Linked DNA regions of Homo sapiens: region 2 is linked to region 1. The links are chromatin loops, found by intact Hi-C in ENCODE. Cell type or tissue: heart right ventricle. All regions are shown on one strand. Each heading gives the region's core, and the rest is flanking DNA. Links, peaks and the distances in the headings are about the cores only. Region 1 has its middle 29 kb from the start of LINC02644. Region 2 overlaps ARHGAP12 (Rho GTPase activating protein 12).

Region 1 (15,763 bases), core at 3,857-11,856:
ACTTCTTACATCTTCTTTCCAAGATGTGATCATCATAAATGATGCTCTTTAGAAAATTCCCTGGGCTCAGCTGACCCTGGTTTTCCTTCGCTGTATTTCCCCAAGATCATCTGATCATAAATAGAACTGCTAAGAAGTTCCCCTCCCATCCCCTTGTGACTGCAGAACCTTACAGCATGATATAATATAATATAATATGATATAATAGTCCAATATCCTGTATAAATTCTTCTAGTCTTTATAAGAATTCTGCTAACTTCCCTGGCTGAGGTTCTTCAACAATCCCATTGTTTCTTTCTCTCTGATAACAAACATAATGTATGTTTATGGTAGAATATTAGGAAAAGCACAGAGGAGAAAAATTAAAGATCAGGCCCTCTCTGAACATGCAGAGATAGTCACTGTAAATATTTTGGTGATTCTTTTCCTCCAAGCATACACAGTGTATCCTTCTCTTGTAAAATTGAGATCACATGATACAATGTTTTTTAAGTGACTTTTTGCATTAAGCAATGGATCCAAAACACATTCCACAACATGATTTGTGGGACTGTGTATTGTCACATTTCATGGATGTCTCAATACTTACTTAACCAGTCCCCTTATGCTGGACATGTGTTTTCTGTACAAATTTTGACAGTGCAAGTGGTGCTGTACTCAGCAACTCTCCACTAACTTTTTTCCTTAAAACAAATCCTAGAAGGAGGCTGGGCGCGGTGGCTCACACCTGTAATCCCAGCACTTTGGGAGGCCGAGGCGGGCAGATCACGAGGTCAGGAGATAGAGACCATCCTGGTAACACGGTGAAACCCCATCTCTACTAAAAATACAAAAAATTAGCCGGGAGTGGTGGCAGGCGCCTGTAGTTCCAGCTACTTGGGAGGCTGAGGCAGGAGAATGGCGTGAACCCGGGAGGCGGAGCTTGCAGTGAGCCGAGATCGCACCACTGCCCTCCAGCCTGGGAGACAGAACGAGATTCCATCTCAAAACAACAACAACAACAACAACAACAAAAAAAAAAAAAAAAAAAAAAAAAAACAGAAAAAAACAGAATAAATCCTAGAAGGGAAATGGCTGAGTCAAAGGAGATAGGATTTTTTGTTTGTTTTTTAGAAACAGGTCTCACTCTGTCGCCCAGGCTAGAGTGCAGTGGTACGATCCTAGCTCACTGCAGCCTCGTACTCCTGGGCTCAAGGGATCCTCCCGCCTCAGTCTCCTGAGTAGCTGGAACTACAGGTACACACCATGACATCTAGCTTTTTTTTTTTTTTTTTTTTTTTGAGACGGAGTCTACCTCTGTCGCCAGGCTGGAGTGCAGTGGCGCAATCTCCGCTCACTGTAATCTCTGCCTCATGGGTTCAAGCGATTCTCATGCCTCAGCCTCCCGAGTAGCTAAGATTACAGGCATGTGCCACCACTCCCAGCTAATTTTTGTATTTTTTTAGTGGAGACGGGGTTTTGTCGCCATGTTGCCCAGGATGTTATCCATCTCCTGACCTTGTGATCTGTCCGCCTTGGCCTCCCAGAGTACTGGGATTACAGGTGTGAACCACCACGCCCGGCAGCAAGATGGATTATTAACTCAATCTCCAGCTCCTCAGCTCTCCCCAGAGCTTGGAGGGCGAGGCTGAAAGTTCCAGGTTTCTAAACAACGTTTGGTCTTTCTGTGACTAGCCCCCATCCTGAAACCATCTGATCTGCCCGCCTCAGCCTCCCAAAGTGCTGGGATTACAGGCATGAGCCACTGCGCCTGGGCAACATCTAGCTAAATTTTTAAACTTTTTGTAGAGACAGTGTCTCACTATGTTGCCCAGGCTGGTCTCAAACTCCTGCCTCAGCATCCCAAAGTGCTAGGATTACATGAGCGCCCACAACACAGGTTTTGATACTTACTGCCAAATTGTTTTTCCCATGTCTCATAACAGAATGTACTTTTACAAGCAGCCTGTACAAGTGTCCATTTCACCAGACACTTGTCATCAGTGAGTGGTGGTTTCTTTTCTCTTGTCTCTAATTTTAAATGCAATAGTACACGTTCAATATAGTGAAATCCATCTTCAGACTGCATCGCCGTCCTGAGCAGCCCACAGATGCACAAAAGACAGCACTTCTGAATAACCACAGAAATAAATAGACGTATTTCAAGGCAAATGGAGTGCTGAAATAGGTTTTGTCAACCAAATGACAGAGCAAAACTATTTTTTTCTTTTGAGACAGGGTCTAACTCTGTCACCCAAGCTGCAGTGCAGTGGCATGATCTCTGCTCACTGCAGCCTCACTTCCCAGGAGCAAGTGATCTTCCTGCCTCAGCCCTACAAGTAGCTGGAGCTACAGTCATGTGCCACCACGCTCAGTTCATTTTTGTATTTTTTTGTAGAGACGGGGTTTTGCTATGTTACCCAGGCGGGTCGTGAACTACTGTGCTCAAGTGATCCACCCACCTTGACCTCCAAAAGTGCTGGGATTACAAGCGTGAGCCACTGCATCCGGCTAGAACAAAACTTTTTTTTTTTTTCCAGACGGAGTTTCGCTCTTGTTGCCGAGGCTGGAGTGCAATGGCGCAGTCTCGGCTCACTTCAATCTCTGCCTCCTGGGTTCAAGCAATTCTCCTGCCTCAGCCTCCCAAGTAGCTGGGATTACAGGCATGCGGCACCACTCCCAGCAAGTTTTTTGTATTTTCAGTGGAGACGGGGTTTCACCATGTTGGCCAGGCTGGTCTCAAACTCCTGACCTCAGGTGATCCACCCACTTCGGTCTCCCAAAGTGCTGGGATTACAGGCGTGAGCCACTGCGCCCGGCCACAAAACTATTTTTGTTCACACATTACAGATGACAGTGCGAAGCGTGGTCCTACCCCTATGTTTAAAATAACCTATTAGTGAGCAACAATGTCCCCAGCACTTATCACTCTTTCCACTCTGTTTCTGGTGGCATAGGCTTCACACTGCACAGGGTCACATTTTCAAATCTTATTCCAAGGTTTGTTCTCCCACCGTCTTATATCTCCTAGTTCTCACTTAAGGTCCTGCCAACTTATAGCTTTCTATGTCTTCCCTAAGCTGGGGAAAAAGGCAGGGTGGTAATGAAAGTTCTTGGCTGGGCGCAGTGGCTCATGCCTATAATCTCAGCACTTTGGGAGGCCAAGGCAGGCGGATCACTTGAGCCCCAGGAGTTTGAGACCAGCCTGGGCAATATGGCAAAACTCTGTCTCTACTAAAAATACACACAAACACACACACACACACTTAGCCTGGCATGGTGGTGCACGCCTATAGTCCCACCTACTTGGGAGGCTGAGATGGGAGGATGGCTTAAGCCCAGAAGTTTGAGGCTGCAGTGAGCCGTGACTGGACCACTGCACACCAGCCTGGGTGACAGGGCGAGACCCTGTCTCAAAAAAAAAAAAAAAAAAAAAAGACCTGGCAGGAGAGCAGTGTGGACACTGTCCTCCATCAGAGCGAAGGGTGCGTCTGCTGTGTGTCTGCTGCCTCCCTAACACTGACTCAGGGGTTGGGGACCAGACACGGCATTTGGATGCAGGAAAATGCCGGTGACTCATCCTCCTCTCGAAGGCTGGGCCAGATCACAGCACACTCTTGAGGTGAAGGTACCTCATTTGAAATTCACCAAAAACTCCCAGCGTCTCAAACAGTTCCTTCCGTCTGAAAAGTTGTATAAGATTTGTCACAGTTGGCCATCGCAAGTTCCAGCTCTAGAATTTAATCATCATATTGAACAACTAATTTCTAAATTGGTCTGTGATCAAGACCGCTTTGTAGGACTATTAATTGCTTGAAGTTTGCAGCCAGAAAATATGCGACAGCCTAGATTTTATGGCTCGTTCTAGATAATAGTGACATATGACTGAGAAATGCATCTGCTTCCCAACTCCATAAATTGGATGTTGTTTATAATAATGTAGCTAGAGCAGTAACACTTTATCTTAAGAGCTGCTGTCCCCACGGAAAGTCATTATTCAGTGTACACTTGATAAATTGGTCATCATTCACAGGCAGAAGAGAAATTGATGTGTCCTGTTTTATTTACAGAGGAACAGGCAATATGTTATCTGCTTATTGGACTGATGTTTTTCCTACCAGAAGGATTATGTTGCCTCCTGCGTGTCACTCAGAGAATTTTGTCAATGTCATCAGTCTTAAAAGCTTTATTGCCCGGAGCATAGGAAAAACCCTTTCTAGTCCCAGAATGATTTTCAGAGGAAGACCTTGGAAGGAGATTCTCTTTAGATACAATTTAATTTCTTACTTCCCAAATGGAAAAACAAAGAGGAAATGATAAATGACCAAGATAAGCTTTGTTCCCAACACTGGCCATGTCATGACAGGCAAGGCCTGATTTCACTCCCCACCCCCTTCAATACAGAAAGACAACAGTTAACCGTGGTTCAGTAGATGCTGTGCTGCTGATCGAGGCTGGGCCTTCCAGCCCCATGGACAAGCATCCTGACAGTGAACTTAGCAAGCTCTCCCTGGAAATTAAAATCTAGCTGAAAGGAGAGCATGACATCACTGCAGGAGACAGAGCCGTGTCATGAATCTCCCACTCTGGAGGCTCTGGGCCCACCCCTGGGGTATAAGCACTGTGGCCTGTGTACTCTGCTGCAGCTGGAACCAGAAGGAAAGCATCCCGGGACCCTGGTTTCACTGATTCTCTTCAACAGCTACATGAACTTGTGCACAGTGTGCTGGCAAAGTGCACAGGAGCTAAGCATCCTTTGAGAATGGCAGTCAGGCAGGACCTAGGCTCTAAGTCACCCTTCTCACAAGGTCTCAGGCTCCTCTGAGGCTATGGAGACTTATCCTAACATCTAGTACTTTCCAAGCACTAGATTCTCATGATGTGGCTCTCAGGTCACACAGCAGCCTCACAGTTTTCAGCCTCTCTTAACTCAATATAGTAATTCCCTACTCCCACCCTCCCCTGTGCCTTTTAAAAGACAGGGTCTCACTCTTTTGCCCAGGCTAGAATGAAATGTTGCGATTACAGCTCACTGCAACCTCGAACTCTTGGACTCAAGTGATCCTCCCATCTCAGCCTCCCAAGTAGCTAGGACTATAGGTGCTCACCATGCCCATCTAATTTTTAAAATTATTTGTAGAGATGACATCTTGCTTTGTTGCCCAGGCTGTTCTTGAACTCCAGGCCTCAAGTGATCCATCCACCTCTGCCTCCCAAAGTGCTGGGATTACAGACATGAGCCACCGTGCCTGGCTGTAATTCACATTTAATTAATCTCCAGGCATTCGCTGAATCTCCAAGGCACGTATGACATCATGCTATCAGGACGGGGTCACAGATGTGCAACTGCAACCACACGTGTACAGCATTCCAACGTTTTCCAATGCTTTTCCATGCACTGTCTTGAGATGATGCAACCATTGATCACAGTGGGAACTAAGAAACTCCTGCTCCACCACTGCCTGAGTGTGTGCCCTTGAGCTGCCTCTGTGTGGCTTGACGCCCGTCTTCTCTGTAGAAAAGCAGGGCCTATGCTGGTGCCAATGCAGTTGGGCTTCTCTGAGGATCAAATGAGATCACCCACAATGAGCCTTCATTCGGTGTTCCGGCCATCATCCCACTAACCCTACTCCACAAATGAAGAAATACTGTTACAGGGGTGTCAAGAGCAAGAAGTCTAATATAAATAGCTTCAGTGGATATAGCATTTTCAGTGTTTTCAGTTTTCCTCTGCTTTCACACATTTTTTTCTCAGTTTATTTTTTCATACCCTTCTTCTTTTTACAGGTGAGGAGATCAGCAGATAATGTAGGGCAGGGTTCTCACCATTGACATTTGGGGCTGAAAAATCTTTCTGTTATAGGGAGCTGTCCTATGCATTGCAGGACGTTTTACAGCATCCCTGGCCTCCAAGGCCAGTAGCGCCATCCCGGTTGTGACAACCAGAAAAGTCTCTGGTCTCTATAGTCTTCTAGGGGAACAAATTGCCCCCAAGCTGAGAATCACTGGGCGGGGGTGATTTGTTCAACAGCTAATGAGGAGCAGGGAGGCCACGGCTGGACCCCCAGAGCCCCAGAGCCCCCACCTGCAGATGGCTCACCCCCTATCACCACTGTACCTCCCTCTCCTCAAAGGAGTTGTTACAGAGTTGCAGAGGCAAAAATACTAGCAAGTTCTATTTGATACATAAATGCTGTAGGAGTTCAGAAAAGGGGGCATTTGTGATGAAATTCAGGCTAGACAAGATGGTTGAATGAAGGAGATGGAATGTGGCCCGGATCCTGCAGGCTGAAGGGGAGATACAACAGAGGGAAGACCATGTAAGGTGTTGCAGCTGAAGGAACAATGTGCAATGAAGATGGACAGAGGGGCGCGATGAGGACAGAGGGGTCTGCTGTGGAAGAGGGGAAATGAAGCTGGATGGGCGTGGGGACAGGGGACTCAGAACTTGGGGAGCCGTCAGAGGAGCCTGAATCTTATGCAAGACAAAGTCAGGCTCTGAAGGCTCAGCAGGGCTGGTCCTCACAGGGTCCTGGGGGTGTGGGGGTGTTGGAGACCTGCCTGGTAGATGTGCAGGAATCCTGGTGTGAGAAATTCATCTAGAACAATACAGTTCTCCTGTGACCTGAAGAAGGTGCCTTCTCTGCTTTCCACCAGTACTTCTGGTGGGACAACAAACTAAGTCACCAAGGAAAGGTGCTATGTATGCAAAGCTTGGTGGCAATTAAGGGCTCAGTGAGGCAGTTGCATGCAAAGCCCTGCCCCAGGTCCATCTCTGAGTCCAGCTCTGCTCAGAAGCTGTGGCCAATGACTTCTCCTTAAGCCTGGCCAAGTATCACAGAAGCCATTGTTCTTTTCCCACAAGCCCTCCAAAGACAACAAGCAAATGAGTCCTGGATTCGGCTTCTTCTGGGTTCTGAGAATGAGAGTGCAGAGGTGTTTGCTGTAACCACTATTTGGGGAGTCAGGACTTCCTGAGGCAGGCAGCAAATACCCACAGCTTTTACACTCCTACTCCTCAGGAAATCCAGCCTGAGAGAAAACTGAAAAAACCCTCGCCGTGTGCAGGTCATTGGTCTATTTTTATTCTACATGTCGTTGCTTGGTGCACATGTGTCGGTCCCATTGTTCACCTGTGAGAATTTCAACCCAACGTGTGTTTGGGAAGATGTTCTCAGCATTTCCAGTGTGGACATGCCAGTGAGTTGCTGGCAGAGTTCAGAAAGTAATAAGCCATCTGTGTGTGAGGTCCCAGATTGGACAACTTTTGAGAGAAACTGGTGATTCTGCCAGTGCGCTGTAAGACAGAAGCATGTCCTTTTTGTTTTTGCAATATTTCAGTAGACTAGATCTTTCTCCCACGTGGCCGCAAACCATTGGCTGAGTTGTGAACACATTTTTCCAGAAGTATTTACAGTTGCTGGGTACCAGGCTCCATGCTCAAGGCACCATCTCCGGAAGAGCCCTGAGCAAAAGAAACAAGCAGAGAAAATCGACCTAAAAGGACAAAGCACATTCACAGATCTTGGGAAGTTGTGCCCCATGCAAAGCAGAGGCGAGCGGCTCCTCTTTGCTGAGGATGCCTCCAAACCACCGGTGCACAGAAGTGGCTCGCAGACCCAGGCTGCTCAAATTTTGGTAGCTCAGCTTAGGAAAGCAAGTGTTAGGAAGTGAAGTAGGACCAGCTGGACGAATTCTCTGAATTTATTTTCCATCATCAGTTATTTCGGAGTGCCAAGAAAAAAATGTGCATTAAAACCTCTGAGATTACATCTCCTATAGGTACATATGGCCCAATGGGCACGCACTTCCTGCATGCCATAGAGACAGGCCACCAGCAGAGGAGGCCGCAGGCTCGGACAGAGAGCTGGGGCTGTGCGAGGGGAAAGAAATGCCTGTTTGTGTCAAGCTGGGCCAGAGCTCGCTGGAGGATGCAGTTGATCAGAAAACTATTTGGCTTGGACCCCACTTGACGAATTGACAGAGCCTTATGTCCACAATGAAGTCACATCCAACAAAAAGTGCCTTGGCAATTAACAGAGATTACAAAACCAGAGGAAGAAAACTGCAGGGCGGGAAGGGGGAGCAGGTACCAGGAAGCTCTGCTTTCTGGGAGACAGTGCCAAGGCCCATGGAGCTTGTGTCGGCTTTTAAAAGCCCCTTCCTAGGTCTTTTCTTCGTTTCAGGCTGCCCCTTGGTCATTCTGCAGATGAAATTGTAGACTGAGGAAGGCGCAGTGAGCCTGTGGGCTGGCAGTCCCTCTGACTTCCCTCAGCGAGCTGTTGGCTCCAAGAAGGAGTCAGGAGCTGGACCCATTTGTTGCCCAGAAGGGGGACTGTGGAGGCCAGGCTGAGATCTTCTCCAGGCAGCAGAGCCTTCCCAAGGCTGAGGACCCATGAGATGTGACAGCTCACGAAAATTAAATGTGACTGCAGCACAGTGCCGGCATTATCTGGCCCCAGCGGGCAGCCGGCGGCTTCTACTGCCCTTGGGTCTAGTGGCAGCGCCAGAGGGACAGCAGGACTGGAATATGCTCTGACAGACGCCCATTTAGGAAGGTGCCTGCCCATCCGCTTATCAAACAGCAAGCAGCCCCTTATCACTCCAAACACAGCTCAAATGAGGCCCTGCCTCTTAGCCTGCAGGCAGCCTCAGAGATTGATTGGACGCTTGCTAGGAAGAGAGCCTGGCTTCTGCTAAGGAAAAAATGGGTGATTCCTTGGTACAGACTAGGGCTTTTTATTTCCTCCTCCCAGAACAGGTTGGGTGGCTGCGCCTTCCTCTGTGGGACTGGGCGGCGTGGGCAGAGCTGTCCCTGATGGGCAGGCTCAATGCCAATTACAGACCACACAGAGTGGCACAGTGGTCATCACCCCTCTACCTGTTCAGCCAGACCCTGCCCACCCCAGCCAGGCCAGAGAGAAGCCAAGGCCCTGGCTGCCTGCATCCACAGCGTTCCCTGGTCTGGCTTTGTTGGGAAGCCCTGGAGCCACCACGGAGCACAAAGCACCTGCAGTCACCCAGCCCACCTCCCACCTCCCGCTCACTGCAGGATGGGGCTAGACTCGCTGCAGGCTGAGCCCTTTTTTGCAGAAGCAATGTGATGGAGAGAATAATCATTTTTTCACCAGTCATAAAAATGATCCGTGGCCCAGGAGAAATCAGAGCGGGCCTGGTAAGCATCTAGCAGTGGCTTAATCAGAAATTCAATATTCTCTACCTTTCCTTTGTATTCACGATCAGAGCAGCTCTCCTAACAGTGCCGATGTCAAGTTCACGGGCTTTACCTGCAGCCGTGTGCTAAGCCTGGTGATGAGGGTGCGGGCCCCGGTGTCTGATTTATCGACATTTGGGTGTCGATGCTGTGGCCGGCCTTCCATCTTCTGGGGAGTCTCCTCTGCTGTCTCGTGTCCCCACAGAGAGATGGAGTCCATCCCTGCAGGCCTGAAGCAAAGCCCCCAGCAGCGGCGACAACCTCTGATTTCCTCTGTGTCATTGGCAAGCCTGCTAGTTTCCTACCTGCTTTTCTACCTCTTTATATATCATCCTGGTCTTCTAAATAAATCTGGGTTGTCTTTAAGGTGCTTATAAGCAAATGAAAGACAGATCTAAGGGAAAGAGCATTAGATTTCCTGCCTTCCTTTTCTTATTCACATTTTTTTTAAGACAGGTTTCCCATTTGCTCCCTGGGCTGCCAAGGGCATAATGTACAGAAGATAAAATATGGCAGCACACTCTTCTTTCTCCTCTCTGTATCAGCACCCCGGGGCTCCTGTTTCAGAGGATATGTTCTTTAAAATCATTGGCCCTGATCGCACACCCTCCCCAGGGAATTTACAGTTCTCCCTCCTCCTTATTCCAGGCTTGCAGCCAGAAGATGGGGTTCACCACACTCCCCTTTGTCCTTATCTCCAGATAGCTGTGACCTCTCACACATGTGGGTACGGCAACCCTAAGACCCCAGTTAAATGTCTAGAAAGGCCCCATCCATTGCGAGAGAACCACTCCTCCCCGACCCTCTTACTCCACAAGGCCAGTACTGTGGCCCCTACTGTAAACTCTCAAATCCTGGGTGCCTCACCTGCTCTTCTGGGCTTTGGAGGGGAGTCACCAGTGTCTCACGGGCAGTCCCTTTTAACTGGTGAGCTTGCTGAAAACAGAGGCCTCACACCTCCTGGACCAGGACAGGGATCCACAGGAGGCGAGGTAGAGTGGCCAGGAAAGCCACAGGGAAGTCAAAGGAGGCAAAATACAAGTGCCTGTGTGCACAGGGCTCTGCCCACGGAGCTTCGAGCCACATTCGCAACTTACTGAGAAATGCCCGTGGGATTGTTCACCAGCCATTTAACTAACCTGTATGTACCCGGTGGGAGCTTTAGTAGGGAAATTTCAGCTGGAGATGCACATGTTCCTTCCTGGCTCTAGGTGCTGCCATGGCCTGGACCCTGTGCCCACCCTGGGTTGGGAGTGTCTGGTGTGTTCCCTCACCTACCCTCCCCGGGATCCCGTGAGCCAGGGGTGATGCAGCTGTTTAGCAGATGTGGAAGCAGATTAACTGGTGAGGGTGGGAATTCACCTTCCACCTTGCTGAAGTTTGGTTTCATTTAATATTCTCACCATCAGCCAGTTCCTGGGGTGAGCTCCACGCAGCTCTCTGAAGAAGGGGCAAGAGGAACATTAGGCTGACAGAGACAGGGGGTGAGAAGTCCACCTGCTATGTTCCGGACTATTCTAACACCCAGCCCCACAGCCCACCCCCAGCCCATGTACCCACTGACTCTTGTTCCTCTGCGGTGGCCTGTGCTGGGCCCATCTGAAAGGAGAACTTCGCTCTCCTGGTGCCTCCATCCCTGTGCTCCTCCTGGGAGATGGAGAATACCACCTCTCCAGGCCAAGATCCCCCTGTTTATTTCATCCCTTCAAGGAGGGGTGATGAGGGTCAATGTTAGTCAGGGTTTTGTTTTCCAAAGGCTAGAAGCAAAGTTAGGACCACAGAGGCCTCCTTCTGCGAGCCAGGAACAATACACAAGTGGGCTGTTCTAATTTCATTTTCCTTTCTCTCCGAGCTCCTAAGTTCACTGCACAAAGCACATGGAAAGGTAATCTGTTGCTACCCAGATTGACCTCTCTGCCCACACACATTCCCTGCTTCCTTAAAGGATGGAAAGGAAAGGTAAAAAAATTGCAAAATTACTGCTTTGGGTTCAGGAAATCCCAGCTCCTGGAATCGATGGGTTAATATGGGGTCCATTTATAAATTCCAGCTGTTGAGTCTGTGCTACACGGTTCATGCTCCACATTCCAGCTGGAGGCCGTGTAATCAGCGTTGGAATGGGTAAAAAGGATAATATCTTGAGCTGTTTAATTTTTGTTCCTGCTTCCCAGTGGGCCTATCCTAAGATTTCAACTCCTTGCCTCAGCTTGGATGGGCTAGTGTAAAGTTACTTTCCAAAGAAGCCGAGAGAACATTTCGTGTAAAGAAGGTGTGGGGCAGATGCCATTGGCTTGTATTTGACAGAGAACAAGTTTCCACTTAGGGTGGGGCCCGCCTGCCTCAGGCTCCTGCTGAATGAATCCCAGCTGTGCAGGGCTGGCCACTGACTGCCTCTAGCCCACTTTGGGGGAAGAACTCCTCCCTACTTAATGCTAGGGCATTTGGGAACCAGGCACAGACAGCAGGTGGGTTTTAGCCAGATGCAGAAATCTGACTGTACACCAAGAGGGCCCAGCCAAGTCTAGAGAGCCTTGTGGGACTCCTCAAAATGAAGGCAGCATTAGCATGTTATGGAAGAAGGCAATCGGTAAAGCAAACAGCAAGTCTAAAGGGAAGAAATGATGGAGCCGTCAGAAAGGCTTGAGAACTCTCCAGGCTCTAAGCTTCAAAGAGGCCGCTCATGTTATTAATTTCCCAGTTACCTTGGCCAGAACCTACACCAACAGTCAGAGTTCTAAGAAGTGATGAATCTAAGTTCCAGTCCAGCATAGGCCAGTAAATAGTGTTACCTCAATTTCTTCTTTTTATCTTTTTTTTTTTTTTGAGACAGGGTCTTGCTCCATTGCCCAGCTGGAGTGCAGTGGTGTGACCACAGCTCACTGCAGCCTTGACCTCCTGGGCTCAAGTGATCGTCTTGCTTCAGCCACCCGAGTAGCTGGCACCACATGTGCACATCACCATACTTGGCTAATTTTTAAAATTTTTTTGTTTTTGTAGAGATGGTGTCTCACTATGTTGACTAGGCTGCTCTCAAACTCCTGGTGTCAACTGGTCTTCCCACTTTGCACTCCCAAAGTGCCAGGATTATGGGTGTGAGCCACTCAGTTTCCTGTTAAATGAAGACATTGGAGTGGATGATCTCTAAGGTCCCTGTATTAATCCATTTTCATACTGCCATAAAGAACTGCTTGAGACTGAGCAATTTAAAAAGGAAAAGGTTTAATTGACTCACAGTTCAGCATGGCTGGGGAGGCCTCAGGAAACTTACAATCATGGCAGAAAGCGAAGGGGAAGCAAGGTACATTCTTCACAAGGTGGCAGGAAGAAGAAGTGCCAAGCAAATGGGGAGGAGCCCCTTATAAAACTATCAGACCTCATGGGAACTCACTCACTATCACGAGAACAGCATGGGGGAAACTGTCCCCATGACCCAGTTACCTCCACCCGGTCTCTCCCTGGACATGTGGGGATTACCAAGATTATGGAGATTATAATTCAAGATAAGATTTGGGTGGGGACACAAAGCCTAAGTATATCATTCCCTTTCAGGTCAATTTTGTCTGAGACTCTCTAAATTTGGTTGTGATCCATTTGACCAATAAGCATCTTTCTATGGAGATGCGTTAACATATACTAACTTGCCCTTGGGAAGTACTTGTCTCACTATTTCCCCAGAAATGAAGAAGTTGCGTAACAACAAATAAACTACTGTGAACATTATTTGTATTGTTAGTACTTAGTAGTAGATAAATAAATGTGTCTTCAGAACTGGTGGAGTTTTGTTAGGATAATTTCTAAGAAATACCTTGTAAATAAACATTCAGCAAAGACTCAACAAAACGCTTCAATCCATCATTTATCTACAAAAATTTCTAAGCAATGCCATGCAGGTAATTGCTGTATCAAATACTCACAGACTTGTATCTTTTGGGGATTCCAGTTGGTCATTCAGTGGACATAACTCAGCATGAAGAGTTTCTACCTGAGTGAACAGGTCCAGGCTGTGTCTGAATCCACTTCACTGATGACCAAGAAACCCAGATCTTGGGACCTTTTTGCCCAAGTTAGCATGGATGGGTTCAAGCAATCAAACCCACCTTTTCCTTAATCACCGATTTGAAGCAGTGGTGGGTCCAGACATTACAGCCAGGGATGGCGGCTCTCCGGCCTTTAACAGAGAACCATGTGTCCTGCTTGCCTATGATGCTACTGCTCCCTTAGAAACGATATCTATGCCAGGTGCGATGGCTCATGTCTGTAATCTCAGCACTTTGGGAGGCCGAGGCAGGCAGACTACTTGAGATCAGGAGTTTGAGACCAGCATGGCCAACATGGTGAAACCCCATCTCTACTGAAAATATAAAAATTAGCCAGGCATGGTGGCAAGCACCTGTAGTCCTAGCTACTCAGGAGGCTGAGGCTTGAGCCAGAGAGGCGGAGGTTGCAGTGGGCTGAGATCATGCCAATGCACCCCACACTGGGTGACACAGTGAGACTTCATCTCAAAAAAAAAAAAAAAAAAGAAAAGAAAAGAAACTATATCTGTGTGCTTTGAGGTTGGGCTCAGTGGCTCATGACTGTAATCCCAGCACTTTGGGATGCTGAGGTGAGTGGATCACTTGAGGTCAGGAGTTCAAGACCAACCTGGCCAACATGGTGAAACTCTGTCTCTACTCTACTAAAAGTACAAAAATTAGCAGGGTATGGTGGCACATACCTGTAGTCTAAGCTACTCAGGAGGCTGAGGTACAAGAATCACTTGAACCCAGGAGGCAGAGATTGCAGTGAGCTGAGATCGCACCACTGCACTACAACCTGGGTGACAGAGTGAGAATCTGTCTCAAAAAAAAAAAAAAAAGAAAGAAAGAAAGAAAAAATATAAACTATATATGTGCTCTTTGATTTGGCTATACATAGAGGATTTTAGAATTCCAGTAAATAATTTCCTAAGTATAGTTCTGTGATGCAGAATGCTATTCAAATCATTTATTCAACACATTGATCAAATACCTATTGCATGTCTCACAATATTCTAGCCAATGGCACCACCCACACTAATGAATAAGACTGATGAAGCTCCTGCCCCCACGAAGTTTACAATCTAGCAGAAGAGACATTGCTAACTGTGAGTGGGCTGCCCATAACCAACTCCAGGGGAAAGCTGGACTGTTATCTGGCTGAGGACAGAAAAATTCCCTTACACTGAGATGGGAATCTAAAGCCCAGTGGGGAAATAGCTAGCTAAATTATGACCTGAGGTCATCTGATTGAAGTGCTTATTGAGGGCAGGGCTTGGGGGACTGGGCTGAGTCTGCCACAGAATGATGTGCAGGACACGAAGGATTTCAGGGATTCTAGGATGAGGTGGCTGCCTATAATAGAATTGGACAGTTTATGTGAGAGGAAAACAAAGTTAAATCACTAACTTTGCTTCTTTTTGTGTGTGTGCATGTGTGTGAGACAGAGTCTTGCTCTTATGGCCCAGGCTGGAGTGCAATGGCACGATCTTGGCCCACTACAACCTCTGCCTCCTGGGTTCAAGCGATTCTCCTGCCTTAGCCTCCTGAATAGCTGGGATTACAGGTGCCCCCCCACCATGCCCGGCTAATTTTTTTGTTTTTTGTTTGTTTTTTTTTTAGTAGTGACACGTTTTCACCATGTTGGCCAGGCTGATCTCGAACTCCTGACTTCAAGTGATCTGCCTGCCTCTGCCTTTCAAAGTGCTGGGATTACACGCGTGAGCCACCGTGCCTGGCCACTAAGTTTGCTTCTTAAGGCATTGACTGAAACCCCAGGTTTAACTCTTGAAGGGGTGAGCCCCACCACTGAGCTGGTTGAGAGAGTGCTGTGGAAATGGCAGTTTTGTGACTCCAGGATGGCTACGACAAGGACCCGATTATGGAAATAAACACCCACAACGGGACCAAGTCCCTGCAGAGTGAACTTGCTCCCCTAGCCCCTCATTGCTGCTTATTTCCAGAGTGTGGCTCTCAACACCTCCCACAGATGCTGTCAGGCACCTCACATCTTCCCATTAAATGTCTTTCTTTATAAACTCACCAGAGTTAGTTTCTGCACTTGTAATCTAGATCCCTAACTGGTGCAGAAATTGGATATTCCATAAAATAATACAAACATTCTAAAAGACTTAAGGGCATGCAGCAAGGGAATGAGTAATGAAAACATTATAGCATTTCCCGTAACCTTTCTGGGCAACTTTCAGTTTCAAGGCAGGGCTTCCATCAGGCCAAAGGTTGGATTGCACACCTCCTGTAGGCCCAAGTTTTGGTATGCCTTATGATGGATGCAAATGTAGCTCGGGACACCTCTCTCTAAGTGCTGTATAAATAATCCAGCGAGTGAAAAAAGATTTGCATGTATGAAACTGGAGAAAAACAAGCATCTCCATATAACCAAGTGTGCAGTGCCAGACCCTGGACCTTCTTTATTGCTAAAAATGCTCACAGTCATCAGATCCTTCAGCAAGATGCAATCTTCTTTCTGGTGGGGGTGTCTTGTCTCGATGTTGATGGCTGCTGAGTAATCAGGGTGGTGGCTGCTGAAGTTTGG
Region 2 (15,763 bases), core at 4,627-12,626, 1.1 Mb after region 1:
TCTTATACATTGTCAAATTATTTCTTAAAAACAAGCTCAATTTCACAATCACTACCTTCTTCATTTTAAGCAAATGCTTAAATGAAATGGCATCAAAGAATAGCATATACTTAATTAACTGTGAGTACCAAACATTCAGCAGATGCCTGGAGAGATCTTAATTTGAAACAGGTGTAAACATGTAAGTATTTGTAAACAAAATTATTTTCTTAACATCTTAGGACTATAAGGAACTTCTGTTTGCATCACTCAAAATCATAAAAATTCTAGGAATTTTGATGGCAAAACAAGAAGCTGGTTTGCTTAATGTTAAAAAAAAAAATCAAAATCCTTCTCTTACCATGTTCTTCAACATGTTCAATACATAACTTCACAAACTTTGGTACTGTGCCATTCTCTCTCTGACACAGATTAGCGAGATTGGATCCAAATACCTGATCTGAAAAAGATTTATTTTTAAAAAGTCAATCACCTTGCTGAAATTCAGTTCATGAAATGGCTAACCATTCAGAGTGCAACAGAAACATCCAGCGTAACCAAATATTGTTTAACATGGCCCTATGCCTTATGCAATATGCATCTTGCCTACTTCTTTTCACTTCAAACAATTCGTTTCCAAACTCATACAAACCCTTACTCACTCTTGCCTGAAAATTCTTTGTACTTTCTACTGCTTTTGCAGAAAGCAATTTTCTACCCAATTTGGCTCCTTCTTATCACTCCTGGTCTCAGCTAAAATGTCACCTACTTTAATAACCCCTCTGACCATCCTTACCTAAGAGAACCCAGTTCTAGACACATTCTATTTTATTACTGTGTTAGATTCACAGCATTTGTTACTATTTCACATTATCTTGTCTACTTCCTACTTGAGTATAAGTTTCATGAGGGAGAGGACCAAGGACCATGTAGTTCCTGAACACCAACAGGTATTCATAGCACCTAGGCTTGTGCCTGGCACTTAGTAAATACTTGATTATTTTAAAAACTATTAAAATAAGCATATGTCCGTCCATCACGTACCAACATTTGATTTCACAAAATACATTTCAAATACTCTTCTATTGATCTTTCAACCCAACAGTTTTGAAATTCCATATTAGTGGTAAATGTTCAGGAAAACAAACAATTTGAAGTGATGAATAAGGACATAAAGTGACAACAGTTTATATTTCTCAGGGAAAAGGCCTGGTGAACAAATTAGCAACAGTTTCTATTCACTTATTTGCCAGGCTTTTTTTTTTTTTTTTTAAGTTTTTAAAGACTCTGAACTCATCATACAAATTCAAATGCTTTATTGGAGAGTACCTAATTTGAATTAATCAGCTAGTCTCTTCCTAGAAGTCTTAAATACCTTTTTTATTTTATTTTATTTTTTTTAAGACAGTCTTTCTCTGTCACCCAGGCTGGAGGACAGTGGTGCAATCATAGCTGCACTGCAGCCTCTAATTCCTGTGTTCAATCGATCCTCCCACTCAGCCTCCTAAGTAGCTAGGACTACAGGTGTGTGCCACCACACCCAACTAATTCTTTGTAGAGAGAGGGTCTCTCTATGTTACCCAATCTGGTCTTGAGTTTCTGGACTCAAGCAATCCTCCTGCCTCCCAAAGTGGGGGGTTTACAGATGTGAGCCACTGCACCTGGCCTTAAATACCTTCTTAATAAAACTGGCTTGCGTGTTTTAATGCAGATGCTTCACAAATAGATGGTCTTTGTTAGAAATTTCATAATAATCAGAGACAGAGATATACATTATAGACTATATTATCTTTACTTTTATTTTTATTTACAAATAAATGCCATTGTTTTAAGTCAGGTATTAGAAAATTTTACCTTTGGAATTAAACACGCTCGTAAGAACTACATACACAAGTAATGTGATTTTTTTAAAGAATATTTTCCTATAAAAAAAAGATTGTTAGTCCATTATAGTGCTTATAAATGAAATAACAGGCAAATAAATTAGTTAGAAAAAAACACCTTATGCTAATTTTTCAGTTACCTTAAATGACAGCCAAGGGTAAAAATTATTTGTTCATTTTTCTTTCTATTGTTAGTGATATTCAAAATTTCTTATTTATTGTGATCTTTGCATCTCAAAACTAAACTTTTCATTGTCACAATTTCTAAAAGTCTGCCACCCATCACATCCATGTAGTTCCTCTGAAACAGGCTTTCTAAAAGTTTAGTGTGTTATTTATGTCTGTCCACTACTTTAGTTAAAATAAACTTTCAAAAAAACTATTTTAATTACTTAATGTCTTTTAATCACTGTACTTGAATACATGAATAAAGAATAATATTCTTACTGTTTGAAAATGTTTGTTTTTAATTTGAAACATTTTATTTATGACGTAGGCCAACATTCATTATTATCAACAATACTTCTCCTACCAACCTTTAATATAACCTTTTTCACGAACAGCTTGCAAAGTGGGGCGTCGTGTAAGAAACTTCTTTAAGTTTTTCTTGGTTTTTTTCTGTTCTGAAGAATCTATGCTAGATACTTTAAAGGCTTAAGACAAAAAGACAGGTAATGAGCATTTGTAAAAATAAAGTTTTTTTGATACAAGTTTTTCCAGCTAGCATGCAAAACACATTAACCTCATATGTCAAGATCATAGTACAATTCAGTTATTTTAACTTTAATGTGGTTTAAGGACAAGATGTGAAGAATTACATTAACACAGACCCCATTTCAAAGTTATAAACCAAACAAAACATTTCATTTTTATCACTAAAAACAGATGACAACTGTACCTTCTATGGTATATCTGCCAAGACATCCCTAATTTACTCTAACATATTCTTTATTTCATAAATGATTAACTACTTATCTTTATTGATTCTCCATCAGTTTTAGAAGGTAAAATGACCACCAAAAAGTAAAAATACATAAAATACACAACAAAACAATCCCTATCTTCATTGAATAAGAAAACTGGATATACACACAAATATATAGAGATATAAATATAGACATATAACCATCATAACTATTATACTTGTATTTTAAGCTAACTTTCATCATAATTATTTGTACTCTAAGCTACAAATGGGACTACATGGAAAATGTCCTCCATTGCCTTTAGTCTTGATTTTTCTGTTATAGTAACAAAAATTCAAAAGGTATATTTCTTGAAAATAATTCTATTTGGGGGAAGTTGAGAGCATGAAGAATCTATAATATAGAATAAAAAATAATCACTTTTTATGTTAAATTGCTACCTGTTGACAATGTCAGTAATAGGCCTAAAGTTCATTAGAAATACAGAAAAGTAGTACTGATTTTCTAATCATTCAGTTAATATGAAGGCCAAAAAGTTCTCAGTTAAACGTGGATTTGTTAAAATAGACTGAACAAAGTACCAAGTCACAAAGCTAACGGCCTATTTAAGCAATGTAATTCATAAGGGGCCAACATTAGAAAATGCTTTTCTTAAAGCTGCTGGCTTTTGCTATGCTCCTTTCTGTAGTAAGATCTGGAGATAGAAACGCTTGCATCTGTTTACATGCACAGACACATCCTAGTCCAGAGATGGATGCCTGGTGTCCAGTAGGAAATTATGGTACATATTCCATGACTTTTGACTTCTTAAAAAGTATAAGATTCTATGTAGAATCTTAAACAGTAAGTATATATTTTTAAATCAATGAAGTTCAGCTTCCTAGAGGCCTCAACAGAAATGCACTATACTTCTTCTCTGAAAGTAGCACAATACCTTAAAATTAATGTGATGCCACAGGATGCATACTATGAGGCTGAAAAACGACAATAATGAGTTAACAAGAAGAAAGAGCGCTGACACACTGAGACTGCACTTGGTTAACTGCACAGCCCTTTTGTAACATTGGACATTCCATTCAGCTTTTATATATGTATTTAAAACCTTCAAAAAGCTAAGAGAACAAGCACAAATCCTTAGCAAAATAGGGAAAGGACAACTTACAACGAAGCTTTTTGGGATCCTTTTGTTCCTTTTCTTTATCATGCTTTTCTATTCCTGGTGAATCCGGTATCTCCTCTTCAATTCCTTCATCAGTTTCTACTGCCTATTGGTTAGATATTTCCCAAACACATATTACACTTCTAGTATTACTATAGTTGGAATGGCATAATTCTCACAATGACTATTGTAAATGACTCTTCCAAACAATTTTAGGAAACCAATTAGTATACAGTATGTATGACTTAGATATTTGATAAATACTTTTTTTCTCCCTAGATGGCATCAATTTTGATTTTTTTAAAAAAGAAATTGTTGCTGAAAATTCACAGGATAATGGGTTAGTTTACACTGATGATGAGGCTATCTTGCCTCATTTTAATCAACTGTATATTAGTGACACTAACAGTTAAAAGGTTAAGGCTATAATCTATGGTGAAAAACACAATAGAGCTACATTCTCTGACAACAGTATAAGACTTCTACACATGGACCTGACAAGAGTATTACCCTGTAACAACAGGACAAGACTCATACTTCAGATTCACGGTTGTCAACGGAAAGAAATCCTAGAGCGGCCAGGCGTGGTGGCTCACACCTGTAATCCCAGCAAAGACTTTGGGAGGCCAAGGCAGGCGAATCACCTGAGGTTATGAGATTGAGACCAGCCTGGCCAACATCATGAAACCCCCTGCCTCTACTAAAAATACAAAAATTAGCCGGGCATGGTGGCACACGCCTGTAGTCCCAGCTACTTGGGAGGCTGAGGCAGGAGAATCGGCGTGAACCTGGGAGGCAGAGGTTGCAGTGAGCCAAGATCGCGCCATTGCAGTCTAGCCTGGGTGAGAAAGTAAGACTCTGTCTCAAAAAAAAAAAAAAAAGAAAGAAAGAAAAAAAAGAAAAGAAATCCTAGAGCTCATCTATAACTAAGGTCGCTTGTACAGATTAAAGAATGACTGAGTTCTCAAAGCTAAAAACCTTTGCTCTGCCTTCACATGGAGATCTTTACTCCACCTGGAATTTATTTTTGTGGATGGTTTAAGGAAGGGTTCCAGTTTTTTCTTGGATTCCCAGCTGCACCAGCACCATCTGCTTCCTCTACAGTGCTCTATCTGGCACAAAGTGTCCACAGGTACGTGAGTCTGTTTCTAGGTTCTTTATTCTGTTTCACAGGTATGTATGCTTATCCCTGCACAGATACCATACTTTATTAATGAATATGACTTTTTAAAGACTTGACATATGATGGTGCAAGTCCTTTTACTTTCTTCTTCAAGAGTGTCTTAGGTATTCTTAGTTTTTTGCATTTCTATATAAATTTTAGAATAAGCTTGTCAAGTTCTACCAGAAAAACTACTGGGATTTTAAATGAGATTCAAAAATCTCGAATCTGTAAGTCATTGGAAGAAAATTATATCTTTACATTATTGAATCTTTAAATGCATTAACAGAATATACTTCTCATTTAATTAGGTTTTATTCAGTGTCTCTCAATAAAGAGTTGTAATTTTCCCTGCAAAGTTCTTGCACCTCTTGCTACATTTAGTCCTTGGTTATCTTCTGACACTTTGGAAACAGTATGTATTTTAAAATTTCTTAATCAAAAATATAGGCCAGGTGCAGTGGCTCCACACCTGTAATCCCAGCACTTTGGGAGGCCAAGGCTGGCAGATCACTTGAGGTGAGGAATTCGAGACCAGCCGGGACAACATGGTGAAACCTCATCTCTACTAAAAATACAAAAACTTAGGCAGGTGTGGTGGTGGGTGCCTGTTATCCCAGCTACTTGGGAGGCTGAGACAGGAGAATCACTTGAACCCAGGAGACGGAGGTTGCCGTGAGCTAAGATCATGCCATTGCACTCCAGCCTGGGTAACAGAGCAAGACTGTCTCAAAAAAAGAAAGAAAGAAACGTGTGTGTGTGTGTGTGTGTGTGTGTGTGTGTGTGTGTGTGTAAAATCATCTCTCTTCACTTGGCTTATTCCCTGAGCCTGTAGGTCTCAATTAAAAAACAAAACAAAACAAAAATCCACTTTTTCTGCAAGGCCTTCCCTAACTAATACACTAGGTTTGCCCCTACTTAATTGGTGTTTTTACAGAATGCTGTACCCCCCTACCATCGTAACACTCATCACATTTCATTTTATTAACTGTTATCTGTCTTGAATAATCATCTGTCTGTGGCTATAATCTCAGTCTAGGAAAGTGCAGTATCTGACTGTGTGCTGCTATGTCCCCAATGCATAAGGCATTCACATATTTGTTAAATGAATGCATGCATACTTGCTTTCAAGAGACAGTGAACAGACTACTGTGACTAGAGCTGAAAGTCCATATTGGGTAAAATAGAAGGTGCATTTTGAAAAGACAGATTGGGCCTACACCGCTGAATTTTAATGAATCACAGCAAGTTTCTGAGCAGTAGGGGATTAGAAAATTGACATTAGGAAGTTTCATATGGCAATGGCATTAAGGATGAATCAGTGATAGGTAAGATTAAATAAGGAAAAAACTGTTTAGGAGGTTACTCTTATTTTGGTATTAAGATATAAAGGCCTGCCCTCATGGTTTCAGGAATAAACGGAAAAGAAAGGACAAGATTCAGAAATATCATGCAATATTACAAACTACAAAGGAAGAATTTATATATAGCTTCATAACTAATTTGCTAGAAGAGGCAAAGTTCTCTTTTATTTCCTATCAGTAGTATCTTTCATTTCTGTCATTAATATAATATGATCCTCAATGAAGAGCCATGTCCCCATATGGTGAAAGGTGAAAAGGAGAATACAGAGTATAAAAAAGTGCAAGCCAGGCACAGTGGAGCACACTTGTAGTCCCAGCTACTTGGGAGGCTGAATGGGAGGATTGCTGGAGCCCAGGAGTTCAAGGCTGCAGTGAGCTATGACTGTGCCACTGCTCCAGCCTGGGTGATGGCGAGACTCTGTTTCAAAAAAAAAAAGTACAGCTCCCAGCTGCTTACTAACGTTCTTACTAACATACCTGCAGAATATAAACCCAGGATTATTTTTGGTTGTTGTATATAAAGAAGAAGAAATATACTAGGAACACAAGGGTACTGAACAGCTTGGAGGGGAGAGGCGGAAAAACTAGAGAACTGTCACTAGAAAAGAAAAAGTGCTAATGAAGAGACTACAGCTTCTTTCATTTCATAAGCTCGCCTCAGACTTCTTCCACCAAATAGTATTATTTCCAACTCATTCAGTTATTGAATAAATACTATGTAGTAAGCACCATTTACCCCTTCTTTTTGAACTATTTCTTTTCAGCCAATGCCTGATGTGAACATTATTTCAAATCCACTGGTAGCAAACATCACATAAGTGAGAATGTTAAATCATTCACCAGCCCTGGGGGGCTGCTAAATTGACCATTGTTTTTTCCATCTCTGTCAAACATATATAAAGTGCCTTTTCACATATAGATTGCAATCCGGATATCCAATAAGCAATTAAAAAAAAAAAAGAAAAACAGCTCTGAAGTAAAAATTTTACCTAAGTCAACGACATACCTGATTATTGATTGTACTACTAAGAACTTTAAACCAATCATTAATAACAGTGTCATTGTCAGACTGAATTAGCAGTTCTGTTCCTTGACGAGTTTTCAGCTTTAGAGAAAAGCAGGGAGAAAAAAGAGTATGGTCAGTTTGTGCTTTCAGCAAAATACATGAATACCTTTAATTCAAAGTTAACAAAACCACCAAGAGTAGCTGCCATATATTATGTAACAATGATGCAAGGTTAAAGGACTACACGGCTATGGAATACCTTTTTGGTTTACAATAATATCAGTTGAATAAAAAAACATAAAGTTGTTTCTCATAATAAATTCTCACAAAAATCTAATAATTTAGGATCCCAAACACCATCACACAAATGCCATAAAACCTGCTGAAACTAGTACGTTTATCACTTAAAAATCTGTTCAAGTATCAAAGTGGTGCATTCTAAATTAGGATAAAGAAATAAAATCTATGACATTTTTACACAACCTGAGAAATTTTTTTCTGTCTCTCTGGCTAAAAAATACAGAAGAAAGAATACATAAAGACTTTCAATATTTCCTACTTTGTAGGTAAATATAATGGCTTAGTACAAAGAGCAGGCATAAATGTCACACCCCTTTTGGGCGGAAGTATTACTAAATTAAGTGTCAGATCATGAGCTGAAGTAAGAATACTATGTTTATTCTATATGAAGGCAATAACTAATTTATGTACAATCTCTGTTTTGCAGTTTCTTAAACTTAAGTGAGGAAGAATTTTGACACATTTGTGGAAAGCACTCCTCCCATTTTCCGATTAAAAACTGATTTTTTTTCCTAGAGGAAGATATGGCAATGCTTCCCAAACATTCTGAAAAACATAGTCCTCAAACATAGTTTCACAAATAATGTTTTAAAAAGGTACCCTCAAAAAATAAATTTTTGAAAAAGGTATATAATATTAACTTGGAAAATACTGGATTGAAGAAAATATAACTAGATTCTCTCCTTCAAGATGTCACAGGCTTTTGATATTCTAGGGTGCACTGTGATTTTCTAAGATAGGAATAAAATATACACTGCTTCCCAAATTTATTTGACCATGAAACCATTTTTATTCTTGATTTACCTTTTGAAACTACAAGGCTAATTCAGGAAACAGTGACTTCTTTCATGCACTTTTCTAGTGTTGGTCAAGCCAGTTTACCAATATTGAATGTTTACTGCACATAAGATACTCTGCTCTGTTATAGGTTCTTATTTAAAGGAAAAACATAGTCTCTTTACTTAAGGGAAAAACAAAAAAATTGTAATTATCTAATGAGAGAAATAATTGACAAATGATAACCCAAGTACACTAAATATTATTTTTAAATAAATATTTATTATTATAAATAAAGAAGTAGCCTCATTGTTATGGTGATGCTTGTCATGAGTCTTGGAAGAAAGGGAGCATTTGGCACGGAGAGATTGGCATGGGTTGGTGCTCGAGGCAGAACAATAAAGAGTAAAAATCAGACAAACCAGAAAACCTGGGCTCCACTTGGAAAACAGCAATTAAACCAATCTGTCTACACAACACAACAGGAAAGCCCTGAGACATGAGACTACAAAAAGAGGTTGGGATCTGGAAGGCTGTCCACAAAATCAGTCTTGGATCTCTGTAACCACACCCTTCTGGAATGGGACAGATAATGCTGCTCTTCTGTCAATAGGCTGCCTCTCTTCCCACAACTCTGAATACTTGGCTAGTCTCCTGAACAGTCTTAACCAATGAATACTCTGAAAGTAATGTGTGACTTCCAAATCTAGGCCCTGAGAAGCCCTGCAGGTTCCACCCTCACCCTCTTGGAATCCTGAGGCCGTCACTTGATGCAGCCTGGGGTAGCTCCCTTGAGAATGAAAGATCTTGCGGACAAGGAGGCCTAGCCAACAGCTGGCACCAATACTAGCCATGAGGTCACTTGAGACCATCCAGTTCCAATCAAGCCACTAGACGACTGAAGCCTCATGAATAGTCCTAAGTGAGATTAGAAGAAAAATCACCCAGCTCAGCCCAGGCCAGGCTGAGCAAACAAAATGGTTCTTTTGTTAAACCACTAAGTTTTGAGGTGGTCTCTTATGCAGCAATAAGTAACTAATACAGATCATATATTACTGGGGAGGGTTTTAAAAGATAAAATGGAAAGGTTTAAAAAAAAAAAAGGCCTTTATTTTTTAGACCAGTTTTTGGTTCCAGCAAAATTGAGAAGAAGATATAGAGATATCCCATACACCCCCTGCCCACCCCCACACACAGCCTCCCCATTATCAACATTCCCCTTAATTTACTTTTTAATATTAGATTTGGTAAGTAAAGGGAACCACATCCTTTTTATTATTGCTGGCAAAAGATAGGATTTGTGAAACAAAGGCTTGTAATATACAGTCTGAGTTCAAACAACTTATGCAAATAAAGCCAGTTTTTACACCAGTTTTTTCTTAAATTACAATACCATCTAACTTAATCACCAACTTTGCCTTAACTAGTCACAATGAAAGACTATTTCCCAAAATAGCTCAAAAAACAGAACATCCAATTACTACAGTTTAGAATGTGTTATACTTAGAAAAAAATGTATTACCTCAAATACATTCTTTTTGCTGGATTTATCCTTTGAAGCCATCTCAATTGTTGCCCCCTTGAGGTCCACTGTGAACTCTGGTTTGGACTGATTACTGCCAAACTTCATTTTTGAAAAAGAAAAAAAACCTTCATGTGATACTCACATATATGTGTATTCAAAAATAATTAAGAACAATTTTATATTAACAATAAATCAAATAGATTTTCTCAAATTCTTCTTTTTCTCTATTATAAAGTAACAATTTCTACTTTAAAATTGAAAAATATCTAGAATATATGAATACACAATTCACAGAAAACAAAATGACTCAACTTCCATCATATTATATATATATATATATATATATATAAAGCCAAACTGAAATTTTTTTTACCCACCAGAGTGGGAAAAAATTTTTTCAAAACTATGTTGGTGAGGCTATAGACTAAAAAGGCCTCATATGCAAGTGGGATATAAACTGGAACTACTCCTAGAAAAGAAAAATTGGTAATGCTATATTTGCAAATTTACAAATGCATGTATACTTTGGCTTGGCAGTTCTGTATCTTGGAATTTATCCTAGACTACACATGACTATGTAAAATGCTATGTACACAAAGGCAATACTCTTATATATGTAATAAACAGTATCAGGTAGATAACAAGCGCATTTTCTACCTAATAAACATTCTCTAAACCTGATTTTGTGCTTTCAGAAGTATTTCCTTATTGAGTAGTTACGCTGTTAACAACAACTTGTGGAAACAGAAAACACTAAGTCCCATGTTCTTTTATCTTTGTCAGAAACTGTAACTAGAGACAGATGCTATAAAGCATCAGCAATTTAATGAGGAACTATGAAAAGAATGGGAAGACAGTTGTTACGGGTGGGTTCAGAAGTACTTAGCTAGCTATTATATTTTGTTAACTAGATAAGGAAAAGATTAGCAAAAGTAGTAGAAAATTTATGTTAAATATACACTTACTCTGTACCTTGACATCTTTAAATTTGTTTAGTCTGTTAAGTATAAAAAGTAACATTCCTATGGTATTGAAAAGTTTAAAGGTTTTAAAACCCTAAAGTCTACTGAATTGTAATCTAAAGATCATAAAAATCTGTTATAAATATTTCCTACAGAGAATTTCATTTGCTAAAAATATTTTCAAATCAAATTAATTTGTCATTAGAAATTATCTTACCCAACTTTGTGATAACTTATTCACTATTTGTAATCTCAGTAACTCTATTCAGGAGCTTCACATTTAAAATACAGTTTGCCTCAACCTGTTCCCGTTTACATCTTTTTAGCTATCAGTGTGAACTTAAACAAAAGTTAGGATTACATAAAATTTATTAGTGGAGTCAATGAAAATTTTGAGATATTACATGGAATTTATTTGTGGAATCATAATAAAAATCACAATAGAAATTGTAACTGTATTCTACAAAGTCTTTGCCTGAAGTACCATTGTCAATCGAAAGACAAATTAAACATAAAGCTATATGTTGGGCATAACTTTCTGAGCAGAAATGATGTATTGCAAATGTTACCAAACTTGAACATACATTTAACAAAATGACAAAAATCAATTATTTAATTTATTGTCATCATACACGCTGTAGATGGGTAGCTCTAAGCTAAGATACAAATAAGCAACCAAATAAGATATAGCAATTAAATATAAATACAATGACATGACATGGAATGCTAAAAAAAAAAAATGCAATCAGTATAGCTGGCAACATTTCGTTAGTTATTATTTTCCAAAATCTAGTCCCACTTTTCTCTACTGTAATCAACCTCCCCACCAATGTATTCATCACAAAGAAAACAGAATTATTGTGGCAAAGGGCATGCAACAGGAACACATACAGTGACAGCTGAAACAGGATCAGACTTTACATATGCAACAGCAGGCCGACGACGGACAGAGTGTTTCCAAGAAGAAAGCAGCGAAAGCAAGAGCTCAGAGACTGAGCCTTGTTGGCAGAAGGACTTGATGGAAAAGGGAAGAAAATGATGATGTCATAACAATGCACAACAGCAAAATGACACACAAGAGAAAAGCATAATGGAACCAGACAAGACAAAGATACAATTCTATATGCAGACATACAACATAAGCAAAGCTCAACTTCCAAATAACTTTGCAAAGGTCCTAGAATTTATCCTGATGATTATTACATAAATTTATGTTTCATTTTTAAGATGAATGCTTTATAGAATTTATCTTAAACAGACTTGTGTTAGCCATTGGGAGGAATCATGTCAGGCCCTTTACGATCTTGATTAGACCCTGTCCAAAATCCCCTAGCTTCCTCCTCGTGACCTGCTGAGTAGTATCTTCTGGTGTCCCTTTCCAAGTCATCTGTTGGGAGTAGCCCTACCATCTAGCCTGCCTTTCCCTTCCTCTAGGACACTGATACTTCCTCTAGGAGACAGGGAATTTTGTCCTCTGGGGGACATCTGGTAACGTTTGGAGATATTTTTAGTTGTCACAACTAGAGGCGGAGTGCCAGTCATCTGCTAAACACCCTACCACGCAAAGGACAGCCCCACCGACAACAAATAATTATCTAGCCCAAAAGAGTGACTATTTTTAGAAATTTGAAAGCATGTACAAATGAATGTTTGAATAACTACCAATATTTATGGGTTGATTTTTTAAATGCTCAAGGAATATGATGAATAATAACTGAAAAGAAGCACAACATATGTCATGTCACACTGAACCTGTTCACTTGTCAGTCTTCCCCACTACTACGTAAGCTTTGAAGCCAGGGACCATGTTATTTCTTTCTAAACCCAAAGCTTAACAATGCCCAGAACACAGCAGGCTTTTAGGTCTGTTGAACAAACAAACAAACATACAAACATACATTTCTGAAGTGAGAAAAAAACAAATACAAGTTTATGTTAAGTGATATAGCAATCCAGTGGATAACCGTTTTCCAGAAAACCAGTGGAAGGTATCTGTCCTAGAGAAGAAAAGGCTCACTAGATTTTTGGATGAGACAGCACCAATGTAAAATATTTCTTATAAAGTGGAATTGCATGCAGCCTACGTGCATTTCATTTACTCAATTTTAACCATCCACTCTCTGCCAAAAAAAAAAAAAATCAATACGAACCATGAATAATTTTTTAAAAATAGAACTTTGAATAGCGTGGGTGACTGTGCTCAGCGTTCCATTCATGAGTACCTGCCCTGGAGTGAGTAGAAGATTTGAACCTGCTATTTCCTCAAGTGGATCTCAAGTTTTTGTACTAAGTGTGAATCTAATTTTTAAAGAACTATATAGATTTCTCCTATAATGTGGCCCCTTAACATAAGCCATTCAAACTCAACTGAAGGAAAAGCTATTCCTTCTAACACCAAAGGAAATATGGGCTCTGCTAGAGATCAGCTTCTGTATAGCATCTTCCTAACGAATATTCAAGAGCAGTTTTCACTTGAGGTGACTGTTGGTTTTTTGGCTTACATTTTAGCCTTAGAATCTTATTCTCAGGTAAGATGTGATTCTGCTGTATAAAGAGAATATATTTTACCTATAACAGATCTAGTTGGTGACTGAGCAGATCAACAAAGCTAGAATTCTTTAACATTCCTTTCAATAATCCCAATTCCAGAGTTAAAGAGCATCTTGTATGTTTCTCTAAATTTTGGTATTTATGAATGTTCTTGGGTCATAATACATTATACGCACTTACATGATTTTTAAATACTCTTACTTCCTTTTACTTAGGCCATTCAAATTAGTTCTCGCTCCCTTAAATATGTAGCAATGGGGAAAACAAAACAGTCTGAGGTTTTAAAATTAGCCATAAAATACAAATTAAGAATTGACTGTACAACCAAGCATTTCACCACATCTTTAATCTTGTTTAGTCTTTACTGAGACTATAAAATGGTGTGGTTATGTTTTTTAAAATTATACCTGTCTGAACTGATTATATTAATACTATATCAATAGTAATAAGATGTCATTTGAAAGGTAAAAATTAAAATAGTGATTCCCTGTAATTAAAAATTCATTGAGAATTCTAAAATTTCAAATTGGCTTGCTCAGTAAATTTTAAACTATGTTTCGGCTATTGCCACATGGTAACAAAGTAATACAACCTTGGCTGATAAACAGAAATACCTCACCTCCTTTGTCAGTATTAGTTTTAATCATGAGTTCTGAATCGTGTGTAAGATCTTCTACAGTGAAAACTTTAAATAAATTTTAAAAAATGTAACCATCCTGTACTAATGATTATGTACTGGAAGGTACTCATTTAACATCTTTAAATTCAAAATAAGTTTTCATTTCATCTAAATCACATACAAACCTGCCTACCTACAGGATGCTCTGTCTAATGGCTTCATCTGTTCCTGCTACAACCTTCAATCTTTAAGTATCAGTAATTATCAAATAAGTGACCACTATCCAGCTTTCTTCAGATACTTTTAAAAGTGACTTATTAATCTCTTATTGCTTCTCCATTCCTTTTCTTTCATCCATTTTCTTCACTCAATTTGAAATAAAAGTTGAGCCGTAAATAGGAAGAAAGAAACAATTACACAGTCCTCTAGAAATGCATTAACACAAAAGAGCCCCACATGTTTCACCTCGAGGAAAAGGAGAAAGACATAATTATCCATTTACTTTAAGATATATCAAACCAAAATTTCAACCCTTTCACAGGTCATTTCCACTGGAATGGCTGAACAGGGAGCAAATTAAAAGATTAGTAAAACAAAACAGAAGAAACGATCTAGAATGTTCACATCCGTGCTCAATTCATGTGGATTTTTAGGTTTCCTCATCAGAGAAGCTGAGGAATAATGTGTTCTGTGGCATTTGGGGTTCAGAACCATGTTGCATGGCTGCATTATAAATGTGGATGACTAAAATTTGCTTAAATTTTATAAATGGACTTTTCTTTCATCAAACATAAGATCCATAGGTTTTGTATTAATTTTAAAGAAACTCATTAATTGTAATAAAATATTGGTTACGGTAGAATATGAGGTAGACCAAATACATTTAGAATAATTTCATTTTAAATTTTACTTGAGCATTAGCACTTCAAACTCAATTACCAAAAACTTTTAGAAATAGCCAGAGCATGGATTCTAGAGCCAAAAAGCCAAAGTTCTAAACCCAGACCTGCCACTTGGTAGCTGTAAGACCTTGAACAAATTATTATACTTAAGTGTTTTATACCTCATTTTCTCATCTATGACGGGGGAAGGGCGAAATCAGAGCAATAGCTATCCCAGCGTTAAGGAGACAATATATACACAATCCTCTGCACTGACAACATATGTGGGATACAGAATGAGCATTCAAAAAATGTAGCTATTATATGTCACAAATTATAATTTTTAATGTTTGCATTACAAATAACTGAAGAGTAGAGTAATGATAGTAAGCACTCAAATATATAAAAAGCTTCAAAATCCCACAAGTAATGTGACATTTCTTTTTCTTTTGAAAGCTGGCTGACAATCCAGACACTGACACCTCAATCACTGATTTGTAACCAATGGTCAGATCACAATTCAAGATACAGCTTGCCACATTACTGCTTATTTTCTGACTAAATATCTGAAATAGCAGAGTCACAAACACAGCAAAGCTTTAACATCCTGAAAATGAATCAAGAAATGTATTTTCTCTATAATGCCCAAGTAATAAGCCCACTTTTCAGT

What was found. A loop is a pair of places that touch in the nucleus more often than their neighbours do. Peaks named below come from ENCODE experiments on the same cell type or tissue, not always from the same donor. Only the 100,000 strongest peaks of a DNase experiment are listed, where the experiment ranks them.
Region 2: a loop joins it to region 1, with 3 times the contacts of the local background. A loop is called at or near these places in 45 of 110 quality-filtered maps.

What each region holds. Positions count from the first base shown.
Region 1 is chr10:30,744,228-30,759,990 of GRCh38, forward strand. No RefSeq gene overlaps it. Among named protein-coding and RNA genes, the nearest start is that of LINC02644, 29 kb to the left of the region's middle. RefSeq lists an enhancer at 7,089-7,148 and silencers at 7,883-7,932, 10,507-10,606. In heart right ventricle, for the core only: CTCF peaks have their summits at 7,819 and 8,022; DNase peaks (open chromatin) are centred at 7,854 and 11,524; H3K27ac peaks cover 3,699 bases; H3K27me3 peaks cover 295 bases.
Region 2 is chr10:31,810,309-31,826,071 of GRCh38, forward strand. ARHGAP12 (Rho GTPase activating protein 12) reads right to left here. Exons shown (of 20, transcript NM_018287.7): 12 at 10,079-10,180; 13 at 7,480-7,578; 14 at 3,951-4,053; 15 at 2,399-2,515; 16 at 341-439. Among named protein-coding and RNA genes, the nearest start is that of ARHGAP12, 110 kb to the right of the region's middle. In heart right ventricle, for the core only: no CTCF peak of the experiment used is centred there; a DNase peak (open chromatin) is centred at 9,399; H3K27ac peaks cover 2,736 bases.